Regions from separate parts of the Homo sapiens genome. Here region 2 is linked to region 1. The links are chromatin loops, found by intact Hi-C in ENCODE. Cell type or tissue: heart left ventricle. All regions are shown on one strand. Each heading gives the region's core, and the rest is flanking DNA. Links, peaks and the distances in the headings are about the cores only.

The links. A loop is a pair of places that touch in the nucleus more often than their neighbours do. Peaks named below come from ENCODE experiments on the same cell type or tissue, not always from the same donor. Only the 100,000 strongest peaks of a DNase experiment are listed, where the experiment ranks them.
Region 2: it touches region 1 in a loop (2.3-fold over the local background); 16 of 110 quality-filtered maps call a loop at or near these places.

The regions. Positions count from the first base shown.
Region 1 is chr9:34,257,721-34,272,779 of GRCh38, forward strand. KIF24 (kinesin family member 24) reads right to left here. Exons shown (of 13, transcript NM_194313.4): 7 at 14,089-14,210; 8 at 11,537-11,642; 9 at 5,381-5,452; 10 at 1,876-1,985; 11 at 1-261. Among named protein-coding and RNA genes, the nearest start is that of KIF24, 64 kb to the right of the region's middle. In heart left ventricle, for the core only: no CTCF peak of the experiment used is centred there; no DNase peak of the experiment used is centred there.
Region 2 is chr9:34,312,739-34,327,797 of GRCh38, forward strand. All of the region lies in intron 1 of KIF24 (kinesin family member 24), which reads right to left. It also overlaps the pseudogene SERPINH1P1. Among named protein-coding and RNA genes, the nearest start is that of KIF24, 9.0 kb to the right of the region's middle. RefSeq lists an enhancer at 5,887-6,552. In heart left ventricle, for the core only: no CTCF peak of the experiment used is centred there; a DNase peak (open chromatin) is centred at 6,812.

The DNA of each region.
Region 1 (15,059 bases), core at 3,345-11,344:
TTACCAGAGACCTTAGGTGCAGAAGTAAAAGGAATGTTGGGTGGGTGGCTGGTCAGAGGATGGACCTTCCCTCTCGTGGAACCAGGGGCTGCCACTGTGAGTGACTGCTGAAATCCCAGCTTGACTTTTTTGGGAGAACATTTGTCCTCTGACAAAGCCCCAGGGGAGCTCTGAATTCGTTTTGGAGAGGAGTTTCCAGATGTCCGATTTCGACTGGTAACTGAAGTGCAACACTTAATGCCTTTCTTTAGTTCTTTGACCCTGTAAATAATCATTTTATGTTAAATGTGTATTTTCACATGTTCTGCAATTCCTTTTCTATAGCTTTCTGGGAAAACAAAAACCAAAGAAAAGTATTACAAGGATTGGGAGTTATTTCTTTATCTGGGATAGAATAAGAGGAAAAGGGAACATTCTGTTTCAGCATGAGATATCCCTCTGTACCTGAATGAAAAAGAGCAGTGTTGGCTGGTTGTAGTGGCTCACATCTGTAATCTCAGCACTTTGGGAGGTTGAGGCAGGAGGACTGTTTGAGCCCAGGAATTCAAGACCAACCTGGGCAACAGAGCAAGACCTCATCTCTACTAGAAATAAAAAAATTAGCCAGACATGGTGATGCGTGTCTGTAGGCCCAGCTACTTGGGAGGCTGAGGCGGGGAATATTGCTTGAGCCCTGGAGTTCAAGGCTGCAGTGAGCCATGATCACACTATTACACTCCAGCCTGGGTGACAGGGTGAGACTCTGTCTTTAAAAAACAAACGAGAAAGAACAGTGTCTTCTCTGAGGATGTAAGCATGCACCCAACATTCCATGATCAGAAGAAGCCTTTTGGAAATCACCACAGCCCCATGTAAGGGACAGGCCAGAGACGCCAGTCTCAGAAGTGCACTGTGTTTATGCAGGGCCCACACTGCTTCCTGGAGAGAGGCCAACTCAGGAGTTCGTGTCCACCACTTACCTGCAATTCCACAGAGTCCTCTTTTTCTGCAAACCACCCCCTTTCAGGCTTCTCTAGGAAGATGAGTTCCCTCAAACCTGCTGGGACCTCAGGAAGCAAAACCTCCAGAAATACACAGGCTTGTGCTCATTCCATGAAAGGAAAAATGACTTGTCTATTCCCAGGGTTTCTCAACCTTAGCACTATTGACATTTTGTACCAGATAATTATTTCTTGAAGGATGTTTAGCAGCATCCTTGGCCTCTGCTCACTAGATGCCAGTAGCACTTCTTCCCAGTCATGGCAATCAAAAACATCTTACCTACTAGGAGAGCACATGTGACCACAGGGTGAGAGATGGAAGGGATCCCAGCAGATACCACAGTCACCCACAAAGAGGCCTGGCCAGGCAGTCAAGAGTTGCTGGCTCTGACACCAACTCCTAGTGAGCCTTTGGAAAGATCCTACCCTTCTCTGGACCTCAGTTTATCCTCTAACATGTTTGGGTTGGGCCCTTCTGGACACAGATAGCTCTAAGTGATTCTGCCTTGACAAGTAATATGTCTTCTATCTCTTACAATTTGGGCTGAGGCCAGCAGGAAGAAAACAACACTGAGCCTTCCACCCATTAATATTTCACTTCTCACTAGCCATTTAAAAGCCACTGACAGAATTAACTCCTGAACAAGGGAATGTGTCATTTTCCTCTTGTCATGCTTGCAAAGTGACAGGGCCTACCAGGTCACAGTCTTCAAATGACTAATTGCCAAGAACAAGGCTGTGGCGCTCAAGGTCAGATCCCTATGTGTGTGTGAGTGGGAGAGACATGTGCATGCACTTGCACACACACACGCGTGCACACATGCTCACACACGCGTGCTGCACAGACATGCACATGCACACTTACACACAACCTGCCATCTGGGAGCTGACTTACCGGTCAGCATAGCGCAAGGTGTTGAGAGTGTGTTCAGTGGCCACGTGGCTTGGTGAGATGTTGGCGATCATGCAGGTTTTGGCATTGCCGATGAAAGAGTCCTTCAGGACCTGTCCAAAACAGAAGGCAGGTCAATGAGTGAAGTCAATTAACAAAGTGCATACTGACTACTTACTAGGTGCAGGATGCTGGGCCATAGTTCCCTTCTGTCCACAAAAAGGTAATTAACATTAACAAAAGAAAAAATACAAATGGCCAATAAACACAGAAAAAGGTACTCACCACATCACTAATCCAAAAAATGCAAACAAACCATTAAAAAAACCAATATTTTTAACTCATTAGATTAAGAGACTAACGATGCCATTCCTTGGTGAGGGTCCAGGGAAATGAGTACTCTTCTACGCTAGCATGTACCATGAACTGGACAAGCTTTCCAGAGGGCAGTTTGGCAATATGTATCAAAATGTAAAAAGAAGCCAGGTACAGTGGCACTCACCTGTCTGTAGTCCCAGCTACTCAAAAGGCTGAGGCAGGAGGATCGCTTGAGCCCAGGAGTTCAAGACTAGCCTGGGCAACATAGCAAGAACCTGTCTCAAAAACAGGAAAAAGTATGTTTTGGTTTGGCAATCACACTTCTAGGACTTTATCCTAAGGAGATAATTGCCCAATTGACCAAAAAAAGTATATATGATATTCATTACATTATTTATAATAGTAATATTTAGTAAAAATCTAGGTATCTATAAACAGGGAACAAACTAAATAATTATACACTGAATATAATAAAACCATTAAAAATGATTATACCTGTACTTAGGAACACAGAAAGATATCTAAAGCTTCTATCTTCGAGGGAAAAAGGTGTATGACTCCATAACTCCGTAAGCAGATCCATATGAGGCTATGCGGGCAGAGAGATGACTAGAAGGAAGTTCACTAACGTAGCAGTGTGTGGTTATCACTGAGGTCTGGGACTTTATCTTTTACTTTCTTCTTTATACTTGTATGTACAATTGGAATTCTTATGTTTTAATTAAAAAGAAACACATTTTCTGGAAATGGGGAACTTGTCTTAAAAAATAACAGAGCTGGCTGGGGACGGTGGCTCATGCCTGTAATCCTAGCACTTTGGGAGGCCAAGGCGGGCAGATCACCTGAGGTCAGGAGTTCAAAACCAGCCTCGCTAACATGGCGAAACCCCGTCTCTACTAAAAATACAAAAGTTAGTGAGGCATGGTGGCACACACCTGTAGTCCCAGATACTCCAGGGGCTTGTGGCAGGAGAATCGCTTGAACCCAGGAGGTGGAGGTTGCAGTGAGCCAAGATCACACCACTGCACTCCGGCCTGGGCGACAGAGTGAGACTCCCTCTCAAAAATAAATAAATAAATAAGTAAAAAGCAACAGAGCCAATGCCAGAATCAGGACTAACCACCTATAAGTAGGTTCCTGGGTCCCTGGTTAAAATCATGTTTGAGAAGACCTAACCTACAGATCACCAACTGTGATGGGTAAGGAACTATGTTTTTACAGGTTCTGCCCAAGTACTATGGAGCCGCTACTCTAGCTGCACAGAATAAAACTCTGCCCATGTGCGGGGCTGGCTTCATCCTGCAGCATACAAAAAAATCTTCTCCTAGACATCTCTCTACCTTGTCTGTCTTCCACTGTGCACAGGACACAAGGCGAAAAAGAACCCAGGACACCCACAACTGTCTTCACAGCTGTTTATACCTAGGTACACCCTCCCATGCCACTCTTCCGCAGCCATTATGAATGCTGATTTAACATCTACTGGAGTTTTTTGTTAATAAAGAGGCACACTTTCATGACAGAAAAACAAAACAAAACAAAAACCCTATTTGTTCCACTAAGAATAATCATAGTTAACATTTATGTCATTTTTTTGTGTAGTGTTTTTTTCCATGTCGCACATTTTAAAAATGATAAAAACAGAAAGTGGTCATACAGTACATGATCTTTTAACATGAAAAGTTGCAGTTTCACCTTTACTCCCATTGTTACTTCCAAATAGATCCAATGCTGTTTCTTCTGCATCTTTTTAAACGTTTTTCCCTGTGTGGCTGCGTAATAGTAGAAATCATATAGGCAATCACATTATTACCTTGTTCTACAGCTTGCTTTTTTCACATCACAATAGATCTTGGTCATCTTTCCTATCAGTACATATAGAAAATCTAGCTCATTCATTTTAACTGCCTGAAGCCATTATTTTTTTGTGCCGAAACAGTGGTCTAAGTCTTAGAGCCAAGAAAGTATCAGGTAGCTACGTCACCCTATTCAATGCAAAGGCTTAGAGATTTCACTAATTCAACATTTTCTTTTCTTTTTTAAGATGAGGTCTCTTTTTGTCGCCCAGGCTGGAGTGCAGTGGCGTGCTCACAATTCACTGCAGCCTCAACCTCCAGGGCTCGAGTAATCCTCCCGCCTCAGCCTCCCAAGTAGCTGGGACCATGGGCCCACAGGCACGAGCCACCACACCCAGTTAATTTTTAAATTTTTTATAGAAAGGTTGTTTGGGCTGGTCTGGAACTCCTGGGCTCAAGTGATCCAATTGCCTCAGCTTCCCAAAGTGCTGGGATTACAGGCATGAGCCACTGTGCCCTGCCCAGAGTTACCATACACTGGAAATAAACAGAAAGGTGGTGACCAGAACAGCACTGCTCTCCCCAAGGAACCCCTGCCACCCCATCCTGAAGATATCCCTGCCTGAGTCTGCCCCTTCCTAAAGTCCTATGACAGGCTGAGTATCCCTTCTCCGAAACGCTTGGGAAGAAAAGTTGTTTTGGATTTCAGATTTTTTTTCAGATTTTGGAATATTTGCATTATCCTTCTGGTTGCACATCCCTAACCCAAAAATCTGAAATCCTTTGAGCATAATGGCACTCAAAAAGTTTTTAATTTTGGCCAGGCATGGTGGCTTATGCCTGTAATCCCAGTACTTTGGAAGGCTGAGGCAGGCGGATCGTTTGAGCTCAGGAGTTCGAGGCCAGCCTAGGCAACATGGTGAAACCCTGTCTCTACCAAAAAAAAAAAAAAAAAAAAAAAAAAAAAAAATATATATATATATATATATATATATATATATATATATGGCCAGGCATGATGGCATATGCCTGTAGTCCCAGCTACCTGGGAGGCTGAGGTGGGAGGATTGCTTGAGCCTGGGAGGCAGAGGCCACAGTAAGCCAAGATCACACCACTGCACTCTAGCCTGGGTGACAGAGTAAGACCCTGTCTCAAAAACAACAACAAAAAGTTTTGATTTTTGAAGCATTTCAGATTTCAGATTTTTAGATTAATGATACTCAACTTGTAGACAGAGTTCCTGGATGGAATTTCACTCCTCTCCTTCTCTTTTCCCCACTGTGCCCAGCATCATGTCTTACTGACAGTGGATGCTCGACTGAATGAACAAATACATGAAATAAGGAAGAAAGGAATGAATCAGAACAAACTCAAGGCTCACATTTAACTTTACCTGAGTTAGTTTGCTTTGCCTGAAGGGAGTATGGGTGTGTTCCTGATCCAGTGCTCGGATACATTCCTTCAGCTGCAAAGTGGGAGAACAAGCACATCAAGTATCAAGTGCAAAGGGAGAGTAACAGACCTGATGCCGCCTCCACAGGAAGCTTGTTTTTCTTCAATAAACCACACTCAGACAATCCTCCAAAAGGAAGTCAAAATGGCCTGTAGTTTCCATTCAACAAGAGAAACCAAGCTAGATTGGGAAACACCATCCTGTGCTGCCTAGCTGAAGGCCTCCCAGCTTAGAGGCTGGGATCCTAGGACTGCCCCTGAGTTGACGGCGGGGAACAGACAGACGCTGGGACCTACCCTCAAGTCCCAGAGTTCAAGCTCATGTGGTGGTAGTTCTGGCTTGCTGGCTCCCTTTCTCTCCTCACATTCTTCCCAACTGTTGATGCACTTAAACAGACAAAATATCTATATCCACTTCCCCACTCCCTGCTCACACATGCACACCCGTTGGCGTAGAGTCAAGCATAGATTCAGATATAAACTATCTGAATGGGGTAGGAGAAATTCTAGAGCCAGAGCTAGAAGGAAACTGAGAAATCACCTAGGCCTACCCCCTCGTTTTATTTATTTTTTTCTTAATTTTTTTTTTTTTTTGTAGAGATGGGGGTCTCTGTATATTGTTGCCCAGGCTGGTCTCAAACTCCTGGCCTCAAATGATCCTCCTGCCTCAGCCTCCTGGAGTGCTGGGATTACAGCCAGCACTTTGACCACACACAATTAAAAACGACCCTTCATTTAAAAACAGCAGGGTCTGTGGCCCAAAGGCAAAGGAATGTTCCTTGCTCATGGCTGTACTCCCTCAGTGAGAAGCGCTCATTGGACATGATAAGGACAGCAGAGATCTGGATATGTGGACCTCCAGGGGAAACACTCCCATCAGAAACAGTGGTGGGGGTCGTGGGGGGCAAGATGAGGGAGGAGAGACCTTCTATTTCTGAGTGATGCATCTAGGCTAAAAGATAGTAAAAGAAAAGAAAAGGAGCTGGGTGCAGTGGCTCATGCCTGTAATCCCAGCACTTTGGGAGGCTGAGGCGGGCAGATTATTTGAGCTCAGGAGATCGAGACCAGCTTGGCCAACATGGTGAAACCCTGTCTCTACTAAAAATACAAAAAAAAAAAAATTAGCCGGGCATGGTGGCACATGCCTGTAATCCCAGTTACTCAGGAGGCTGAGAAAGGAGAAAAGCTTGAACCTGGGAAGTAGAGGTTGCAGTGAGCTGAGATCATGCCACTGTACTCCAGCCTGGGTGACAGAGCGAGACTCCGTCTCAAGAGAAAAAAAAAAAAAAGAGGGAAGAAGGTGGAAGCAATCCCTTGGAATTGCCACCAAGAATAGGTAGTTTGCCTCCAGAGTGTGCTATGGCTGTTCTTAGCAGCAGCCACAGATGCCCGCAACTGCCCTACCTCTATCCAAGAAGCTGCAGGGTATAAACAGGTGTGAGGAAATTTCCTCTTTTATTAAAAATCTATCCAGTATTCCCCAACTTTAGCACTGAGAAGATTCTCCACTGAGAACGAACAAGTAATCAAACCCTGTTCCTCACAGACTCAAATTCAAGCGTGGCCACCAATCCCTACAAGCTTTTTTTCTTTTTTTAAATAAAAAAAGTTTGGCTCCCTCTCTCACCCTCCCAACTTACCCCTCATGAAGTCTGGAAAGAATGTACCTACCTGGAGACTTCAGTTCTGATAAAAAATAAGTAAATAATGTGGAGCAGCACAAGGCAGCATATACAACTGGAAAAAGGAATGAGGAAGAGCTCTATGTACAGTCATGCAGTGATCTTGAGGATGCCGTTAAGTGACAAAAGCGAAGTGCAAAATAGTGTTGAGAGTATGTTAGCATTTTTTCTAAGAAAAGGGGTGAGTGCAAACATATATATAGACAGAAAAATGATTTTACAAGGGGAGGAAGGTAACAAGGTTGAGAGTACAGGGATGGAAACTATACTTCTTTGAATGTGGCTTATTTTACAATTTTTACTTTAAAACCACATAATTTTTTTTGCTTTTTGCTGTTTGTTTAAGAGATGGGGTCTCACTTTGTATCTCAGGCTGGAGTGCAGTAGCACAATCACAGCTCACTGCTGCCTTGAATACCTGGACTCAAGTGATCCTCTCACCTCAGCCTCCCAAGTAGCTTGGGTTACAGGTGCGCACCACCACACCCAGCTAATTTGTAAATGTTTTGTAAAGACAGGGGTCTCCCTGTGATGCCCAGGCTGGTCCTGAACTCCTGGGCTCAAGTGATCCTCCTTCCTTGGCCTCCCAAAATGCTGGGATTACAGGTGTGAGCCACAGCTCCTGGCCTAAATGTTTTAAAATAATTACAAAATAAGGTTAAATCAAAATAAATAAGGCAATTCGTAAAACCAAAACCAAACAAATGAACCTAACACTATGAAATTGGCAGGCTTAAACACACAGAGAAGAATTATTTCAGGTGATTTGACAGCATAATATTATGACTGTACATCCTTAGTGGGATACAACCCAATTAAAAAGAAAACTGCGATAAAAATCTTGAACTGAATTAATCATATTATAAATAATATTAGCATTATTTTGAAATACATATATATTAAAGTAGAGCAAATAAATGTTGCTAGGAACTAAGATTTCTAGCATAACAGAAAAAAGAGACAAATAAACATTTAAATAAATTAAATAAAAACTGTGTAATTTTAATTTTATTTATTTTTTTAATATTATTATTCATTGGCTTTCTTCAGACGAGACAGTTTATTTTTTGAGACAGGGTCTTGCTTTGTTGCCTAGGCTGGAGTGCAGTGGTACAATCATGGCTCACTGCAGCCTCAACCTCCTGGGCTCAAGCAATCCTCCCACCTCAGCCTCCCAAGTAGCTGTGACTACAGGCGTGTGCCACCACGCCCAGCTAATTTTTAAGTTTTTTGCAGAGACAGGGTCTCATTATGTTGCTCAAGCTGGTCTCAAACTCCTGGGCTCGAGTGATCTGTCCACCTTAACCTCCCAAAGTGCTGGGATTATATGTGTGAGCCACTGGGCCTGGCCTGCAATCTTAAACTAATTTATTACTATAAATCCCACATATACCACATATATTTTTCCTTTTCAAAACAAAAAATAACACCTTATTTATTAGCTCTGTCCACAGAAAAGGCCCAGAAGCAAGGGCTAACACAGTAGTGATAAGCACCCCTAATACACAGACTGAAGTCTCTAAACACCATTTCCGTCTCAAAAAAACCAAGGCTCAACCAGGCGCGGTGGCTCATGCCTGTAATCCCAGCACTTTGGAAGGCCGAAGCAGGCGAATCACGAGGTTAGGAGTTCAAGACCAGCATGGCCAACATGGTGAAACCGGGTCTCTACTAAAAATACAAAAAATTAGCTGGTTGTGGTGGCAGGTGCCTGTAATCCCAGCTACTCGGGAGGCTGAGGCAGGAGAATCGCTTGAACCTAGCAGGCAGAGGTTGCAGTGAGCCAAGATTGTGCCACTGTACTCCTGCCTGGGCAACAGTGTGAGACTCCATCTCAGAAAAAAAAAAAAAAAAGAAAGAAAAAGAAAGAAAAAGAAACCAAGACTCATTGAAGAAATGGCTGATTCGAGGTCTGGAGAGGGAAATGTATAAAATGAGCCTAGAACATAGGCTCTTGTCATATCAGAAAGCCAGGAAGCTATCAAGAACGAGTAGGGTTGTACCAAAAAGACACAGGAACATTCTTGAAACAGCTCCTATTGGCTAAATATGTTGAATTTAAGCAGCAAAAAAAGATATAATGATTTCAGTTTATAATAATAGAAAAAAAGGTAAACAACAACAATAAAACAAACTCATATTATGTTTAGGTAACATGAACTCCAACTCATTCTGAAAAGTGGTGAATAAATTAAAGAATCATCTTGCTTCCACTACAAACTGTATGTCAGGAAAATCAGATAGTTGAGGGAAAATTATTCTTTTCAGCTAATACATACAGAAGGAATATTAGAATTAGAATATCACCATTCTGGAACTCTTAATAAAATAATAGATATAGATGAGATTCTTCAATGGCTGATAAAATTCTTAGGTTAAAAACGGCTGAATGGCATGTCCTTAACAGAGACTAAGGGGAAAGAAAAGTAAAAATAAATAAAATAAAATAAAAAATAAAGGCTGAAAGGAAACTTTATAATAGAGAAATTAGGCTGACAACACTTGAATCTCTTTTCAATCTTAAAATCACAAAGAGAGACAACTAGACATTCTCTATCTCCTAATGTATTGCTACAGAAAATCTAAGAACTACCTATGAATTGTTTTTGCCAAAAAATATAGAACCTAAATCTGATCACATCTCTAATTCAGGACTGTCCCAACAGAAATAATACATGAGCCACAAATGCAAAACACATATGTAATTCTAAATTTCTAATAGTCATATCTTTTTTTAAAAAAGAAAAAGAAACAGATAAAATTAATGTTAATTATATATTTTATTTAACTCAATATATCCAAAATATTATTTCAGCATGTAGTCAATATGAAAAAAATAAATGAGATATTCTACAAGCTTTTTTGGTAATCAAAATCCAGTGTGTATTTTACACTTAGAGCATATCTTAATTCAGACCAGCCACATTTCAAGTGCTCAATTGCCACATGTGGCTGGTGGCTGCCATAGTGAACAACACGGCTATAGAGCTTAGCCACCTGACAGGAAACATAAAGGATAATGAGTAACATGTTAAACATCAACACAAAGATGCAGGTGGCCAAGTACAGAATGTGGCAAATCTTACAGGACAAGTGACCCAGTTTTCTTCAACCAATACACTGATATAGAAAAAATGAAAGAGGGAATAAGAACTCACATAGGATTTTATTGGCACCTTGATTTGAACAAGTTAACTATAAAAAGACACTTATGGGACAATTAGAGGAATTATAATACTTATTGGATAATAAAGAATTACTTCTTTAGGTAAGATAATGGCATTATGGCTACATTAAAAAGTATCTCTTTGAGATACATTTAAAAAAATTTTTTTTTGAGATGGAGTCTTGCTCTGTTGTTGCCCAGGCTGGAGTGCAGTGGCATGATCTCAGCTCACTGCAACCTCCACCTCCTGGGTTCAAGAGATTTTCCTGCCACAGCCTCCCGAGTAGCTGGGGTTGTAACAGCCTGCCACCATGCCCAACTAATTTTTGGTTATTTTTAGTAGAGACAAGGTTTCACCATGTTGGCCAGGCTGATCTACCTCAAGTGATCCACCTGCCTCGGCCTCCAAAAGTGTTGGGATTACAGGCGTGAGCCACTGCGCCCAGCTGAGATATATACAATATTTATGGAATAAATGACATGATGACTAGGATTTTCTTTCTTTTTTTTTTTTTTTTGAGACTGAGTCTCACTCTGTCACCCAGGCTGGGGTGCAATGGCACGATCTCGGCTCACTACAACCTCCACCTCCTGGGTTCAAGCGATTCTCCTGCCTCAGCCTCCTGAGTAGCTGGAATTACAGGCGCTCGGCACCACGCCCAGCTAACTTTTGTATTTTTAATAGAGACAGAGTTTCACCATGTTGGCCAGTCTTGTCTCGAACTCCTGACCTCAAGTTATCCACCTGCCCTGGCCTCCCAAAGTGCTGGGATTATAGGCGTGAGCCACCGCTCCCAGCTGGATTTTCTTTAAAATAATCCAACCAGGGGGAGGGAAGGGGTTGCTTAGATTTTTCATATGTTGGTAACTGTTGAATCTGACAGGTATATGGGAGATCATGATACTATTTGTTCTACTTTTCTATGTTTGAAAAATTAATATAATTTTAAAGCTTGGGGAAAGAGAGAAAGCTTAGCGGAGTTAACCATTCAGCAACTGCAGAAATACTTCTGTTCCTAATTGGCATGGATTGACCAGGGGAAAAGAAGGCAAGGAGAGAAGAAAATAGTTGCCTAGAATTGTGAGAGTCTGTCTGGTCAGCCCTCTATCTCCAACCCTGGCATTCTATTACTACATAAGAACAGGGCAGTTGCTTTGCTGATTCCATCCCACATTCATCCACTCTGCCTGTATGTAATGGGCAGTCTTTCAAGAAGGATTTTTAGATTAAAGATTTTGAACAACTTACAGCCAGTAGACTCTGATTTATTTCTGCACCTTCCATCTTTGTCTGTCTATCTGAGTCCCTTGCATCTGCTGCTCTTTCACTGCCAGCCAAGTCAATAAAAGAGATCCTAGAGAAAAGACACAGCAGGAGTGACTTCTGTGAAGCTTTATTTTATTTTATTTTATTTTTATTATTATTTTTTGAGACGGAGTCTCACTCTGTCGCCCAGGCTGGAGTGCAGTGGCGCGATTTTGGCTCACTGCAACCTCTGCCTCCCGGGTTCACGCCATTCTCCTGCCTCAGCCTCCCGAGTAGCTGGGACTACAGGCGCCCGCCACCACGCCCGGCTAATTTTTGGTATTTTTAGTAGAGTCAGGATTTCACCGTGTTAGCCAGGATGGTCTCCATCTCCTGACCTCGTGATCCGCCCGCCTTGGCCTCCCAAAGTGCTGGGATTACAGGCATGAGCCACCGCGCCTGGCCAGAAGCTTTATTTTTGTATCAGCCAGCATTCTGTGACCACTGGAAGAAATTAACATTGGCCCATCCTCTGGAAAGAAAATACATTACTGAGCTGGGTGTGGTGGCTCACACCTATAAACCCAGCTACTTGGGAGGCTGAGGTGGAGCACTGCTTGAGGCCAGGAGTTCTAGGCCAGCCTAAGCAACACAGCAAGACCCCATCTCTTAAAAAATTCTAAAAACTGGCTGGGTGTGGTGGCTCATGCCTGTAATCCCAGCACTTTGGGAAGCCGAGGCAGGCAGATCACGAGGTGAAGAGATCAAGACCACCCTGGCCAACATGGTGAAACCCCGTCTCTACTAAAAATACAAAAATTAGCTGGGTATGGTGGTGCATGCCTGTAGTCCCAGCTACTTGGGAGCTGAGGCAGGAGAATCACTTGAACCCGGGAGGCGGAGGTTGCAGTGAGCCAAGATCACGCCACTACACTCCAGCCTGGCGACAGCAAGACTCCATCTCAAGAAAAAAAAAAAATTGGCTGGGCATGGTGGCTCATGCCTGTAATCCCAGCACTTTGGGAGGCTGAGGCGGGCGGATCATGAGGTCAGGAGATCGAGACCCTCCTGGCTAAAATGGTGAAACCCTGTCTCTACTAAAAATACAAAAAATTAGCCAGGCGTGGTGGCGGGTGCCTGTAGTCCCAGCTACTCAGGAGGCTGAGGCAGGAAAATGGCGTGAACCCGGGAGGCGGAGCTTGCAGTGAGCCGAGATTGTGCTACTGCACTCCAGCCTGGGCAATAGAGCGAGACTCCGTCTCAAAAAAAAAAAAAAAAGAAAAGAAAAAAAATTGTAAAAATTAGCTGGTAGGCTGAGTAGCTGGGACTACAAGTGTGGACCACCATACCTAGCTATGTTTTTTTTTAAGAGACGGGGTGGATGTGAGGGCGATCTGGCTGCGACATCTGTCACCCCATTGATCTAACTCCTAGGCTCAAGAGATTCTCTCACCTTGCCCTCCCAAAGTGCTGAGATTACAGATGTCAGCCACCATCAGCCTACCACTTAATTTTTACCTTTTTTTTTTTTTTGAGACGGAGTCTCGCTCTGTTGCCAGACTCTTGAGCCTAGGAGTTCGAGACCAGCCTGGGCAAAACAGAGAGACCCCGTCTCAACCCTGGAGATCAATGGGGTGACAGATGTCGCAGCCAGATCTCCCTCACATCCACCCTGTCTCTTAAAAAAAAAAAATAGCTAGGTGTGGTGGTCCATACCTGTAGTCCCAGCTACTCAGGAGGCTGAGGCAGGAGGAATGCTTGAGCCCAGGAGTTCCAGGCTGTAGTAAACTATGATCATGCCACTGCACTCCAGCCTGGGTGACAGAGTGAAGCCCTATCTTACAAACAAAGAAACATGAGTGTCAGCTTTCCAAGAGTATCACAAGATTCTGATCTGTCAGTTGATGCTGGTACTGTCCACTCAAACATGTCTATTGGTTTTAATAATTTATGAGAAAGTATGACTAAAATTAATAAAACATTCTTCCCAAAAGGCTAAATGACCACAATGCTAATCACTTAAGTAACCACTTAGGTAATTACATAGAAACTTTTGCGGACAGCAATCCAGCAAAAAAAAAAAAAAAAAAGAAAAAGAAAAGAAAAACATTCATTACTCAGAGGTGAAATAGGCTCATCCATCAGTGTGGCAGATTATTTGCTAAGAGAGCACCAGAGAGGCAATGAATGTATCCAATTGTCTTATGGCTTCTTTCAAGAAGAATGGATTAATCTTCTCCCCCTACCTTTTTTTGGCGTGTAAGCTCTCTGAGATGCATTCCCTACTGTTTCTCTGCTGAAACTGTGTTTCATGTTAGAAGCAATCAATGTCCCTTTTAATAACTTAGGGTTGACCAACAATAGGTCATTACTTCATGGTTAATCAACTGTTGACACTTTAGTACAATGATTTATTTCAGGGCTAACAACTCTACTCTGTATCCCTGCAATGAAGAACTCCATGGTAGCAGGGTATCCTGTTGTTGAGAAAACATACTTCAAAGTCACATTAAAGGAAAGGCAGACAATGTAACTCCCTGATATTTCCAGCTCACCTGCCAAATGTCCTCTTGGCTGAATCTTTGATCTGAATTTGGATGACGGCATGGGAGCGGGAGGAGTCTGCATTAACTCCAGTGGCCCCAGTGCTGCGCTCCTTGCTGCCCTTTAAGATCACCTGAAAATAAAATCCACAGGATGACTTCCCCAAGGAGTAAACAAAAGCCTCTGGCTACTAAGAGTTGGCTAAGAGCAGTAGACAGCAGACATATAATTGTGTCAGTGCACTGCAGTTTTTTCTGTCCAGGTGGAAAACTGCTCAAACACTAAATTATACCTAGTTAGTACCCAATGACAATGAAAACAATGTGAAATACTAATCCTGTGGAAGAACATTCCATAGCTCAAGAGCTAATTTACTTCTTGATCTCATATACTTTTTTTAGTATCTTTGATGGATTTAGCCTAACTAAAATCCCCAGGGCATAACTTGGCTCCAAAGCAAGGACTCCTAATACCCATCTATCTTAGTAACCAAGGCAAAGGACATAAATGTGCATTAAAGAATGACTAATCACATCCACCTGTTCTACCAGGATGCAGTCATAAAGGAGGGCAGGCCCGATGTAGAAATATGGAAGTGATGAGTTACTGTAATTACCATAAGCCCATGATTTCCCTTGAGACTAATCCTCACTCACCCTAGACTGGGAGTAAAGACTAACAGGAGTCCTTCCGGCCATCATGGAATGGGGCAGGGGAGGTGAAGCGTCAGGATTGGCCTGCAGCCACTGAAAACACAGCCATTTAAGAACATGCTGCCCTTAGTTTGGACAGGGGTATGAGTGTTAGTTACTGAGAATAAAAAAGGCAAAACAAAATTTTTTTGAAATAGGGGCTTACTCTGTTACCCAGGCTGGAGTGCAGTGGTATGATCATAGCTCACTGCAGCCATGACTTCCTGGGTTTGAGAGGTACTCCCGGCTCAGCCTCCTGAGTAGCTGGGATTATAGGTGTGCATCGCCAC
Region 2 (15,059 bases), core at 3,470-11,469, 55 kb after region 1:
CCCAGGCTGGAGTGCAGTGGTGGTATCTTGGCTCACTGCAACTTCCGCCTCCAGGTTCAAGCAATTCTCCTGTCTCAGCCTCCTGAGTAGCTAGGATTCACAGGTGCGTGCCACCACACCCGGCTAATTTTTGTATTTTTAGTAGAGAAGGAGTTTCGCCATGTTGGCCAGGCTGGTCTCGAACTCCTGACCTCAGGTGATCCACCCACCTCAGCCTCGCAAAGTGCTGGGATTACAGGCGTGAGCCACCACACTGGCTGGTAGATTTGTTTTGTGAAGGCAGATTTGTTTTTTAAAGACCAAAAATTTTTTGCAGGTCCTTCCATGAAGAAGTGAAGTCTATTTCTTCCCTCATTTCATCTAGGCTAGCCTTGTGACTTGTTTTGCCCAATACAATATGGTAGGAGTAATGCTATGCGACTTCCATGCCTAGGCCTCAAGGGCCCAGCCAACAGCCATCACCAAAGCCAGACATGTGAAAGAAGTCATCTTAGACTATCCAGGCCCAGTGGCACCACTAGATGACTGCAACCACATGAGTGACCCCAGGTGAGATCAGGAAAAAACAACCCAAATATCTGGGCAAAGCCCAGCCCAAATATCTGACTCACAGAACTCTGAGCAAATAAAATGATAATTGTTTTAAGCCACTAAGTTTTGAGGGTAATTTGCTACACAGCAGTAGATAACTGCAATATCTCTCTTTAAATAATAATAATTTTTTAAAACAAGTTTTTTAGAAATTATTATTATTATTATTATTATTATTTTTAGAGATAGGGTCTTTGGACTCAAACTTGTAGGCACAAGTGATCCTCTCATCTCAGCCTCCCAAGTAACTGGGACTATAGGTGTGAGCCACCATGCCCAGATTAAAATTATTTTTTATTAAACTCTATTTTCTAGAGCAATTTTAGGTTCACAGCAAAAATAAGTGAAAGGTATAAAAACTTCCCATATATCCCCTGCCTCTCACATGTATAGCTTCCCCCGTTATCTGTTTTTTTTTTTTTGTTTTTTTTTTTTTGAGGGATGGTCTTGCTCTGTTGCCCAGGCTGGAGTGCAGTGGTGTGATCATGGTTCACTGCAGCCTCAACCTGCTGGGCTCAAGTGATCCTCCCACCTCAGCCTCCCAACTAGCTGGGACTACAGGTGCGCACCACCACATGTGGCTAATTTTTACATTTTTTTTTTTTTGTAGAGAAAGGGTCTCCCTGTGTTGCCCGGGCTAGTCTCAAACCCCTGGGGCTCAAGTGACCCTCCTGCCTCAGCCTCCCAAAGCGGTGGGATTACAGGTATAAGCCACCGAGCCAAGCCTAAATATGCTTCTGCGTACCACATTCCATTTTACAATGTTGAGCCTCTCCTCTTTCTTCTGAGATAAACATCAGAATCACTCTAGACACTTGGGTTTTTTTGTTGTTGTTGTTTATTGTTTGTTTTTTGAGACAGTCTCGCTCTGTTGCTCAGGCTGGAGTGCAGTGGTGCAATCTTGGCTCACTGCAACCTCCGCCTCCCGAGTTCAAGCAATTCCCATGCCTCAGCCTCCCAAATAGCTGGGAGTACAGGCGCGCGCCACCACGCCCGGCTAATTTTTTTGTATGTTTAGTAGAGAGGAGGTTTCACCATGTTGGCCAGGTTGGTCTCGAACTCCTGACCTCGAGTGATCCACCCACCTCAGACTCCCAAAGCGCTGGGGTTACAGGCATGAGCCACCATGCCCAGCCCAGTTTAGACACTTTAAAATATATAGATACCTGAGCCCCATCCCAGATCTATAGAAAACCAAAAAACAACAAGAAATAACTCCCAGGTTTTAGGAAAGGCAGACATAACAACTTCAGAAAAGTTCCCTAGGTGATTATGATTGCATGCCACTGATTTATATCTATCAAAATTACAAATGCAAATGCACTGATCCAGCAATTCTACCTCTAGGAACCTATCCTTATCCTTCAGATAATACGTACAAGTACAAAATGACGTTAACTATAATGTTATTCATTACAGCACAGCTTGTAATAGCAAAGTCATGGAATAGAGACTGGTGAAATAAATTATGATAGTCCATTTAATGAAATAATGCTATGAGACAATTACAAAGAGTAAGTAAACTGTAAAATGTTATTTAAAAAAGAAAGCTGTCCAATATATTGTTAATAAAGCAAGGTACAGAACAGTTTGTAAAAGAGAGAGATAAATGATCTATAATAAATCTATATCTTTGCTTATCAGACAAAAAACGTCACTTGCAGGATGCACAATAATAGTGGTCTTGAGGAGGTGAGGGGAAGTAGGTGGTAGAGGGTGATTATGGGAAGGAAACTACTGTATACTTTTAAATGCTGGTAGTTATTATTACCTTTCCTATTGTCATTTCTATGTCACTGGTGTCTCTATCACCCAGGGCAAGACCTAAAACAGTTTATTTTTTAAATTTTGAAACTATGTGACTGTATTATTTATTTTAAACATATATTTCTAAATAAAAAATTATATATATTTCTAATTTCACCTCCCTTCCTCCCTCTCAGCCTCCCCAAATTGACCTGATACAATTGTTTCTTAAGATCTTGGTGTCTTTCTAGCCTTTTAAAAAATTGTATATAACACTGTACTCATAACTATATTGCAATCTATGTTTTAATTTAACATAAACATTTTCATATGCTATATGTTACAGCCATAAAAACAATCCATACTATTATAAATATTTGACTAGATTAATACCTCAGGGAAATGTGACTTCTCTCTAAACTCCTGCAGAGTTTTGATGATAAAACTGATACGGCATTTATGACATACATACTCATTTTTAAAAAAAATTATTGCCAGTCTTGTTCCAGAGATAATGTAAGATGGTTCTGCCTTGTACTACTGTGTGAATTATTAAAGACAAAAGCAGTATGATCCCACTCAGTCAAGCATTGTGCTAGATAGGTGTGCAACAAATATTTTAAGTGAATAGTATCTGCTTAGATTCTGTTCATTTAAAATATTTAGAAATGGGCCTGGCACAGTGGCTCATGCCTGTAATCCCAGCACTTTGGGAGGCCAAGGCCAGGGGATCACTTGAGGTCAGGAGTTTGAGAACAGTCTGGCCAACATGGCAAAACCCTGTCTCTACTAAAAACGCAAAAAGTAGTCAGGCATGGTGGTGTGCGCCTGTAATCCCAGCTACTCAGGAGGCTGAGGTAGGAGAATCACTTGAACCCAGGAGGCAGAGGGTGCAGTGAGCTGAGATTGTGCCATTGCACTCCAACCTGGGTGACAGAGCAAGACTCTGTCACCCCCCCAAAAAAAAAAATTTTTTTAGAAATGTTCCATTATCGGCCGGGCGTGGGGGCTCATGCCTATAATCCCAGCACTTTGGCAGGCCAAGGTGGGTGGATCACGAGGTCAGGAGATCGAGACCATCCTGGCCAACATGGTGAAACCGTCTCTACTAAAAATACAAAAATTAGCTGGGTGTGGTGGCAAGTGCCTGTAATCCCAGCTACTCAGGAGGCTGAGTTTCACCTGAACCTGGGAGGTGGAGGGTGCAGTAAGCCGAGATCGTGTCACTGCACTCCAGTCTGGCAATAGAGCGAGACTCTATTAAAAAAAAAAAAAAGTTCCATTATGTCTACTGTTTTGCCCAAGGCAACGAAGTGATTAAAAGATTCCATGACACCTGCTTATGTGGCCATAGAGCCATTTTCTCTGAGTTTCCTAATTCTTTACGAGTCCCATCACCCAAAGTAATGGCAACATCCTCAGGGCCCTTACGACTTTAAGAAGCCAAATATCCACAATGTTACCAACTTCACTCTGAACACTTCATATGGTTTAAAAAAGCATTTTATATAAAAGGCTAATTCCATTATGTCAGCAGATAGTCCACATCCATACTACTTTGATGATCTGATTAAACTAAAATGTATTGAGTTCTGTTTTATGCCAAGCACTATGTTAGATGCTTTATATAAAAAATGTTATTTATTGTTAAGTCAGAATTCTGTTTTTAAAAACTCTGTTGAAGCAAACTCCTAAAGTAAAAATAGTGCTTACTGGCTGGGCGCGGTGGCTCATGCCTGTAATCCCAGCACTTTGGGAGGCTGAGGCGAGTGGATCACAAGGTCAGGAGTTCGAGACCAGCCTGGCCAGCCTGGTGAAACCCCCCGTCTCTATTAAAAATACAAAAATTGGCCGGGCGGCTGAGCACGGTGGCTCACGCTTGTAATCCCAGCACTTTGGGAGGCTGAGGCGGGTGGATCATCTGAGGTCAGGAGTTCAAGACCAGCCTGGCCAAAATAGTGAAACGCCGTCTCTGCTAAAAATACAAAACAATTAGCTGGGCGTGGTTGGCAGACACCCATAATCCCAGCTACTCGGGAGGCTGAGGCAGGAGAATCACTTGTACCGGGAAAGTGGAGGTTGCGGTGAGCTGAGATCGCGCCATTGCACTCCAGTCTGGGCAACAAGAGTGAAACTCTGTCTCAAAAAAAAAAAAGAAAAAAAAATTGGCCAGGCATGGTGGCACGCGCCTGTAATCCCAGCTACTCTGGAGGCTGAGGTAGGAGAATCACTTGACCGTGGGAGGCGGACATTGCAGTGAGCCAAGATCACGCCACTGCACTCCAGCCTGGGCGACAGAAGGAGACTGTCTTAAAAAAAAAAAAAAGTGCTTATTTACTGGTTGTTGTTTTTAGATTGACAATTTCAATGTAAGTTACAGTAGTACCTGTCCTCCAATTTAGCTTTCTGCCATTTCAGTTACCCTTAGACAACCAGTCCAAAAATATTAAGTGAAAAATTCCAGAAAGGAACAATTTGTAAGATTTAAATTGTGCACCATTCTGAGTAGCACGATTAAAATCTCTCACAATACTGGCTCCCCTTTCCTGGAATGTCAATCATCCCACTGTCCAGCCTATCCACACTGCATAAACTACCCACTCATTAGTCACTTAGTAGCCATTTTGGTTACCAGATCAACTGTGGGGTATTGCAATGCTTGTGTTCATGTAACCTTATTTTACTTAAATAACGGCCCCAAAGCAAAAGAGTAGTAATGTTGGCAATTCAGATATGCCAAAGAGAAGCCATAGTGCTTCCTTTAAGTGAAAGAATGAAAGTTCTAGACTTAGGAAAATGCATAACCTATAATAGGGGTTGGTACTATCCATGGTTTCAGGCATCCACCGGGGGTCTTGGAATATATCCTCCTTGAATAAGGGGGCATACTACCATACCCTTAAAATCTTAATTTTTTTTAATTCAAATTGTATTATTGGATTTATTTTTCAGTAGTTAGGGGAGCATGGGAGCAAAGGATTGCTTTAAGAATCCTTTCCTCAACATGTAGAAGCCTGATTAGAAAATTAGGGAGGAGAACAAACAAGTCTAAAGCTGGTGGTTTAACAAGATAAATACATGAATAATGCAGCCTGGGCAACATAGTGAGACCCCGCCCCTAAAAAAAAGACATGAATAATGAACATATAGGTAACCCTCAGCTATAAGTTGTAAAAGTTACATAGAAATAGGCTATAGAAGAGTAGAATCGTGTCGCGGCTCGAGAGCGAGACTCCCGTCTTGGAGCCAGCCCAGCCCAACCCAGCCCAACCCAGCTTGACCTAGCCCTGACAGGTCCATCGTGGTGCACGCAAACCACCTCCCAGCCACGCGCTCCCTCCTGCTCCTCAGCGCCTTCTGCCTCCTGGCGGTGGCCTTGGCGACCGAGGTGAAGAAACCTGCAGCCACAGCAGCTCCTGGCACCGCAGAGAAGCTGAGCCCCAAGGCAGCCACGCTGGCCGAACACAGCGCCGGCCTGGCCTTCAGCCTGTACCAGGCCATGGCCAAGGACCAGGCGGTGGAGAACATCCTGGTGTCGCCCGTGGTGGTGGCCTCGTCGTTGGGGCTCGTGTCGCTGGGCGGCAAGGCGACCACGGCGTCGGAGGCCAAGGCAGTGCTGAGTGCCAAGCAGCTGAGCGACGAGGAGGTGCACGCCGGCGTGGGCGAGCCGCTGCGTTCACTCAGCAACTCCACCGCGCGCAACGTGACCTGGAAGCTGTGCAGTCGCCTGTAGGGACCCAGCTCAGTGAGTTTCGCTGATGACTTCGTGCGCAGCAGCAAGCAGCACTACAACTGCGAGCACTCCAAGATCAATTTCCATGACAAGCGCAGTGCGCTGCAGTCCATCCACGAGTGGGCCGTGCAGACCACCGACGGCAAGCTGCCCAAGGTCACCAAGGACATGGAGTGCATGGATGGCGCCCTGCTTGTCAACACCATGTTCTTCAAGCCACACTGGAATGAGAAATTCCACCACAAGATGGTGGAAAACCGTGGCTTCATGGTGACTCGGTTCTATACCGTGGGTGTCATGGTGATGCACCAGACAGGCCTCTACAACTACTATGACAATGAGAAGGAAAAGCTGCAAATCGTGGAGATGCCCCTGGCCCACAAGCTCTCCAGCCTCATCATCCTCATGCCCCACCACGTGGAGCCCCTCGAGGCCTTAAAAAGCTGGTAACCAAAGAGCAGCTGAAGATCTGGATGGGGAAGAAGCAGAAGCCTGTCGCCATCTCCTTGCCCAAGCGGGTGGTGGAAGTTCCCATGACCTGCAGAAACTCCTGGCTAGGCTTGGCCTGACTGAGGCCATTGACAAGAACAAGGCAAACTTGTCACGCATGCCACACAAGAAGGACCTGTACCTGACCAGCGTGTTCCACGCCACCGCCTTTGAGTTGGACACAGACGGCAACTCCTTTGACCAGGACATCTATGGGAGCAAGGAGCTGCGCAGCCCCAAGCTGTTCTACTCCGACCACCCCTTCATCTTCCTGGTGTGGGACACCCAGAGCGGCTCCCTGCTGTTCACTGGGCACCTGGTCCGGCCTAAGGTTGACAAGATGCAAGACGAGTTTTAGGGCCTCAGGGTGCACACAGGATGGCAGGAGGCAGCCAAAGGCTTCTGAGACACATGGGTGCTACTGGGATTCGGGGGAGGTGAGGTACCAGCTTGGATACTCCATGGGTGGGGGTGGACAAACAAACCAGGGTTCCCGTGTGCTTGAACGGCCCTTCCCAGCTAGAATTTACTCCACTTGGACGTGGGCCCCAGATACCATGATGCTGAGCCCAGAAACTCCACATCCTGTGGTACCTGGGCCATAATCATCCTGCCTGCCCTCAAAGTCCCAGATCAAGCCTGCCTCAATCAGTGTTCATATTTATAGCCAAGTACCTTCTCACCTGTGAGACCAAATGGAGCTAGGGGGGTCAGCCAGCCCTCTTCTCCTGACACTAAACCACCTCAGCCACCTCCCCAGCTCTATCCCAGTCTCTCCCAACTACAAAACTAGGTGCTGCAGCCCCTGGGACCAGGCATCCCCAGAATGACCTGGCCCCATTGAGGCAGATCGAGAAAGAGCTCACAGGACAGGCTTCTGGGCAGACTCTGGTCAAGAATGGCGTCATGGGGATGAACTTTTTGTTTCTTTTTTAGTTCTTCAAAGATGGGGAGGGAAGGGGGAACATAAGCCTTTGTTACTATCAAACCAAGAACTTATTTATACAGTTTTTCTTTTCAATAAAATGTTCCAACAAAAAAAAAAAAAAAAGAAAAAGAAAAGAAATAGGCTATAACCAGCCAGGCAGGGTGGCTCGTGCCTGTAATCCCAGCACTTTGGGAAGCAGAGGCAAGCGGATCACCTGAGATCAGGGGTTCGAGACCAGCCTGGCCAACATGGCGAAACCCCATCTCTACTAAAAATACAAAAATTAGCTGGGCATGGTGGCGGGCACCTGTAATCCCAGCTACTCGGGAGGCCGAGGCAGGAGAATCTCTTGAACCCAGGAGGCGGAGGTTGCAGTGAGCCAAGATTGCACCACTGCACTTCAGCCTGGGTGACAAGAATCAAACTCCTTCTCAAAAAAAAAAAAAAAAAAAAAAAGGAAAAAAAGAAAAAGGCTATAACCTACAAATAGCTACAGATCTCCCTTGGGAAGGAGGGGAGAGGGGAGGACCTAAACTAATTTTTCTCTTTCCACAAATTTAAGTATGTTTGAATTCAGGTTGCCAAAATGTTACTGAAATGACCTTTATTTTACCTGTACCCCAGGATTTTTGCTCTAGATCTCTTTAGACAGGCTTACCAGGATAATGACCCTTCTCCATGTACTTAGCTATATCTGCATTGTTCAAATGTGTGCTTTTATTTTTATTCACTGTTTTCTTTGTAGTTACGTATTTTATTGTAAGACCTCCCTCCATCCTTCTTAGAAATAGATTAACATAATTATTGACATGTCACTAGATTCAGAAGGTAACTAACACTAAAGCACTGGTATAACACATCAGAGACATCCAATAAACATAGGCCCTTAAACTACCACTGCCACCAAACACATTCTTATTCTGTAGGGAGGGAGATGGAATTGAACAGGGAGCAAAATACCTACATGGTTTATTTTTTCTATTTCAAGATGTTAAATAAGATTTTTATTTCAAATATCTGTCAGTAGACTACCAAAGTGTTTGCGCAGTAGTAACTAGTATAGCAGATTACTAGATTAGGAGGCAAAAAAAAACCGAGGACTCAGTCAGTCTCTGCTAAGAACCAGGTGTGATACATGGTCAAATTATTTAACATCTATGAGTCTCTGCTTCTTCAAGTTTAAAATTGAAATAATGTATACAGGCATTGACAGTAAAATTAGATATGTTAAAGTACTCTCTACAAGTGTACTGATTACGCATTTGCAGGAGACAGGTTCTGTAACGCACCCACTAAGTGTCTGGAACAAAACAGGCACAGTGATCTACCGATAGCATTAAAAAAAAAAAAAAAGCTATACATACATACATACTTCTTCTTTTTTTTTTTTTTTTTTTTAGAGAAAGCGTCTCACTCTGTCGCCCAGGCTGGAGTACAGTGGTGCAATCACGGCTCACTGTAGTCACAAACTCCTGGGCTCAACCAATCCTCCTGCTTCAGTCTCCCAAGTAGCTGGGACTACAGGTGCATGCCACCAAACCTGACTAATTTTTTTATTTTTTGTAGAGATGAGGTCTCCCTATGTTGCCCAGGCTGGTCTGGAACTCCTGGGCTCAAGCGATCCTCTTGCCTCAGCCCCCAAAGTGTTGGGATTACAGGCATGAGCCACTGTGCCTGTCCTACATTATATTTTTGTAAGATTTTTTTAAAAGGAGTCCTACAGCTAGCCAGGTCAACAGAGATAATCTAATCTGTAGCTGATCTAGCCTATAATATTTGGTCCATGAAGGATTATCTTCATATTTTGCAGTCTGGCTTGCAAAGTGTTTAAATTTTTTTTTAATTTGTTGTACTGTTTAAAAAATTAGGAGCAATTAAAAATACCCAGTTCCTGCTTTTCCTGAAAATTAAAAGATGTAGTTATATCGGGCCTGCAATTAGATAAGGAAGTAGTAGACCAAAACAGAGTAGTGGCTGTCCCCTTTAGAAGGGCATATACTCTTCTAATACACCCCATGGTCCTGCCTGCTCCTAGTCCCTTTATAGCAACCAACTTTATTCATTTACATTAAGAAACCCAGTACCCAGTGGTAGTCACTCCCAATTTCCCCCCAACCCATCTAGCCCTAGACAAACACTAATAATGATCACTTTTTTTTTTAAGAGATGAGGTCTCAATGTTGCCCAGGCTGGTCTCAAACTCCTGAGTTCAAGTAATCCTCCTGCCTTGGCCTCCTAAAGTGCTAGGACAGGCATGAGCCACTGCACCCAGCCTAATAATAATCACTTTTAAAGAAGTTGCTAACAAAGTCACTGGGCCCGCTGGACTATTAGAAACTGATACAAGGCCAGGCACTGTGGCTCATGCCTATAATCACAGCACTTGGGGAGGCCAAGGTGGTTGGATCCCTTAAGCCCAGGAGTTTGAGACCAGCCTGGACGACATGGTGAAACTCCATCTCTACAAAAAATATAAAAATTGGCTGGGTGTGGTGATGTATGCCTTTAGTCACAGCTACTTGGGAGGCTGATATTGCGGGGTACTGCTTGAGCCTGGGAGGCGGAGGTTGCAGTGAGCCAAGATTGCGCCACTGCACTCCAGCCTGGGCAACAGAGTGAGACTCCGTCTCCAAAAAACAAATTAAAGAAACTGATACAAAAGAAAATCAGCATTTTCAATCAATTTTATTATTAAAACATTTCTGTACCCCATATTAGGCATAAGGTCACCAAGAACACAATAAATTCAGTATTATCAGTGAGAGATTAAAGGGTGAAAAATGTAGTATACACTTTTCCCCCTACAAGGGAACTTATTTCAAACTCTAGGGATTCTTCTATCTATAGACTACTGATCTCAACAGAAGACAGATGATACTAGACAACTGCTTAAAACAGCTGCTGCAAAGGAATTAGAATATATGATACTTAATAGAATTCTTAAGGCAAGATGTGGATTTGGGGATATAAATCATGTAAATTATATCCATTTTTAAAAAGTAGTTTTCAAGAAATTGTTTCTGTTTTTAACAGAAAAAAAATAGTTTCAAGTTTGTTTATGGTTAAGTAGCTAATGCTCTACAATTACTACAATTCCCCTCAAGAGCCCCACAAAGAGTTTACTACGTTTTTACATTTGGTGAAAAGCATGAGCAATCACCTAAAAATAAACATAACAAAATTTTAGAACCTAGTTATCTTAAACCAGTGCCAAGTATTACTTTCTCTAAATATAGACATTTAATTCTGAAAGACTTCTCAGTAACAGGTGGTAACCAATGTTGGGTTTAAATTCAGTGCTTTATTTTTAAAATCTTGCTCTGACAGACTGCAGGACGTTGTCATTTGCAGATTTTGCCACACTGCAGTCATAAAATACTTTCAACAGAATATATTTCACATGTTCAATCAGAAAAATAACTGTTACAATCAGTTTTCATAAATTACCAAGATGACATTCTTTCAGTCCCTTTGGGAACTGTTGCCACCATGGGACCAGGAATTATTTCCAAAGGAGTGACATCGAGAAAGCAAAGAACGACTAAAACAATAATTTCTTTCACTGTAATCAAAATTATTAACATGTAATTAATTGTGCTACCTGAATAATCTTCCAAGACTTTTTGTGATAGATGGCAATTAGTATCATCTCCCTTTTTACAAATAAAGAAACTGAGGCACAGATAATTTAATTTATTCAAAACCATGACATAAATTTGTTTTAGAAAGTGATCAGATAGCCATATATTGGCTACATAATTCTACACCACTAGTTTTAACTAATCAAATCTCACATAAGCAAGTGGCTAATTTAAAAGACTGTAATAGACACAGTACCACCCCTCATTGCTGGTGAAATCTCAACTAGTCTCTTTAGTCTGGACGTTGTGCAATATTATTAAGTGGGTTACTTCCAGAATCCCAATGTAACTTTAGTTCACCTCGTAGTAACACAGACAATCTCATGGCTATGTGTTGCAGCAAAAACAGCAGGAATCACTATAAAAATGTCTCCACAGTCGAGCATCTGAACTTGTCAATAACAGAATTCATTATACCTCCTGACAAAATCTGCCCCTCCACTTCTCTCTTCTTTGGAAGGGGGGTGAAAATACCATTCATGCAGTCACTCAGAACTAAACGAGAAAGCATCCTAGAGGCCTTCTTCTCCCTTAATCCCAAAACTAATCAATAGATCCAGCCAATTTAATCTCCCACATACTTGCCAAATTTCTCCTCTCCTATCCTTATTTCTACCACCACTGCTCTGGTGATTCAGCCCCATATCTTCCACCTATTCATTACACGTCTCATACCTGTTCTCCTGGCCTCCAGTTATGCCCCTCCTCAAACCATCTTCCAGACTGTAGAGCCAGATCACTCTTTTGAAAGCAGTTATAACAATGCTGCTCCCTTATTAAAAACCCTTCAATGGTATCTTATCATCTACACATAGTACAAAGTCCAAACTCCTAAGCATGACCCACAAATCCTTCTGTAATCTAGCCCCTTCCTCACTCTACAGTTTAGTCAACTTCTTAGACCGTTTTATTTCTCTGTGCATTCATTCACATTGTGCTCTTAAGTGGCCTCCTCCACTATCATCAAACTTCCCTTTACCTGTCTACCTCTTACTGATTATAACAACAAATGAGGTCTTTTCTGGTCTCCCCCAATGTGATCAGATGTCCCTTCCGTGTCTGCATCATACCTTTTGCATATCTCTATTATTACAGTTAATTATATTAATAATTATTATATGATAATTATTTGATTATGTCTATTTCCCCTAATAGAGTATAATTTCTTTGTGGTCAAGGAATGTGTCTTGCCCAGGCAGAGTGGCTCACACCTGTAATCCCAGCACTTTGGGAGGCTGAGGCAGAAAGATCACTTGAGCCCAGGAGTTTAAGACCAGCCTGGGCAACATATGGAGAACCCATCTCTATAAATAAGTAAATAAATAAAAATTAATTGGGCATGGTGGCACACACCTGTGGTCCCAGCTACTTGGGAGGCTGAGATGGGAGGATCACTTGAGCCCAGGAGGTTGAGGCTGCAGTGAACCATGATGACACCACTGCACTCCAGCCTGGGCAGTAGGGTGAGACTTCGTCTCAAAAAAAAAAAAAAAGCAATATGTCTTATTAGTCTTTTTATACCCAGGTTCTAAAACAGTGCCTGGGGCCAGGCACGGTGGCTCATGCCTGTAATCCCAGAACTTTGGGAGGCTGAGGTGGGTGGATCACTTGAGGCCAAAAGTTCGAGACCAGCCTGGTCAACATGGTGAAACCCCATCTCCACAAAAAATACAGAAATTAGCTGGGAATGTTGGCACACACTTTGTAATCCCAGCTACTCAGGAGGCTGACATGAGAATCGCTGGAACCTGGGAGGAAGAGGTTGCAGTGAGCCAAGATTGCGCCACTGCACTCCAGCCTGGGCAACAGAGTAAGACTATCTCAGAAAAAAATATAAATAAATAAATAAAAGAGTGATTGGAAATAATATTCAATAATTGTTTAATGAATAAATATCCCTACAGTATATTAAAACTCTATAAAAGCATTTGATATCGTTTGTGGTAACGGGTGGTAGAAACTATTTATCAGGGTAATTTGATTACTCAGGAAAATTGTGACAGAGATGCTGGTGCCCTGAGTCACTGCTCCTGGACACCAAAATTATGCAAGTTTGTATTACTCAAATGAATTGATATGGACACAGATATGGTTACAGTTCCAAGAGGAAACTTTATCCAATCTTCAAGAAATATTTTTTGAGAGACTTGTATGAGATAGGCCCTGTTTTATGCACCAGGAATATAAGTGAACAAAACAGACAAGGTCAGCCAGGCACAGTGGCTCATGCCTGTTATCCCAACACTTTAGGAGGCTGAGGGAGGATTGCTTGAGCCCAGGAGTTTGAGATGAGCCTGGACAACATAGTGAGGCCTTGTCTCTACAAATAAACAAAATTAGCTGGGCATGGTGGTACATGCCTGTGGTCCCAGCTACTTGGGGGGCTGAGGTGGGAGGATTGCTTGGGCCTGGGAGTCAGAGGCTACAGTGAGCCATGATCACACCACTGCAGTTCAGTGTGGGCAACAGGGCGACAGAGTAAGAGCCTGTCTCAAGAAAACCCCCCAAAAAACAGATAAGGTCCCTGCCCTCATGACACTATTATTTTAATGGGAAGAGATAATTAATAATCAATAAGCGGTAGTTTTAGATGATGATAATCACTACCGAAGAATAAAGCCCAGTGCAGGGCTTACTTTACATTGGATGATCAGAGAAGGCTTCATTCAGAAGGGAATATTTGAGGTGAAACCTGAAATAACATGGAGTCACTTATGTAAAAATCAGGAGGAAGAGGGTTCCACGTGAGCACATTAGCCCAAAGGTGGAAATGAGCATGGCAAAATCAAGCCATCAAACACGGACAGGTTGGCTGGCATAGTAGGTGAGAAGGAGAATAGTATGAGAAGAGGAGAGAAAGGTAGGGGCCAGATTATGTAGGGTGTACTGGGCCACATAAAAGTGTCTGAATTTTACTTTTAAGTGAAGTAGGAAGTCATTAGAGGATCTTAAGTGGAGAAAGTATATGCTATGATTCGTCTTCAAAGTTCACTCTCCCAGTTCTGTGAGGAAATGGATCACAGCAGGTGGGCAAAAGTGGAAACAGGGAGATCATTTAGGAAGCTACTGCACTGAACTGACAAAAAAAAATGCTGACTTGGAAAAAATGTTTCCTTTCATGAGGGTTAATTAGAATAATGTAAATTAACTGCTACATTCAGTGTCTGATATATAAACACTCAACAATATATTATACTATTATTATTAGTTTATACCTACAGAAAACTCTTCTTATTCAACACGATATGAACATCAAAACCCTTGAGACAGTAACTTGGGAGGTATACAATGACCATACACTCAAGGTTTAAGAAGTAGAACTCTATTATTTATTTAACAAAATGTGTTGAGGATCTACACTGTGCAAATTATAAACTGGTTTGCTGAGCCAGCATAGGGAAACTGGATTAATATATCAGGCATCATAGAATACTAGATCTGGAAGGGATCTAGAAGAGTTCAGCCCCTCACTTTACGACAAAAGAGCAGCCCAGAGAAAGAAACTGTGGTTCTCCCTAAACTAAAAACTGAGAGGCTCATACCTTAGGTTGCCCCAAGGACACACTCTGAATAACTAAAGATTTTCATTAACAATATAAAACCACAAATTTTAAATAAAATGCTATCTTAGCAGTAATGTGCTACACTAAGAAAAATGTAATATGCATATAAAGCCCTGGATACAGTGCTTTGTACGGGGTGAACACTCAATAAATGGTAACTACTACTTTCAGCAGCTAAAAAAAAAGTCTGTATGGTCTTTGGAAGGCTGAGAGTGTGTGGTCTACCTGACATCAACTACTTGACTTGAGAGTAGAGCCACAGGAATTTTAATCTAATTCAATTCTTTGATTTTCCAGATGGAAAAAATGAGGTCTAAAGGGGCTAGATTCAGGCGTTCAAGGCTGCGGTGAGCTATTATCATGCTAGT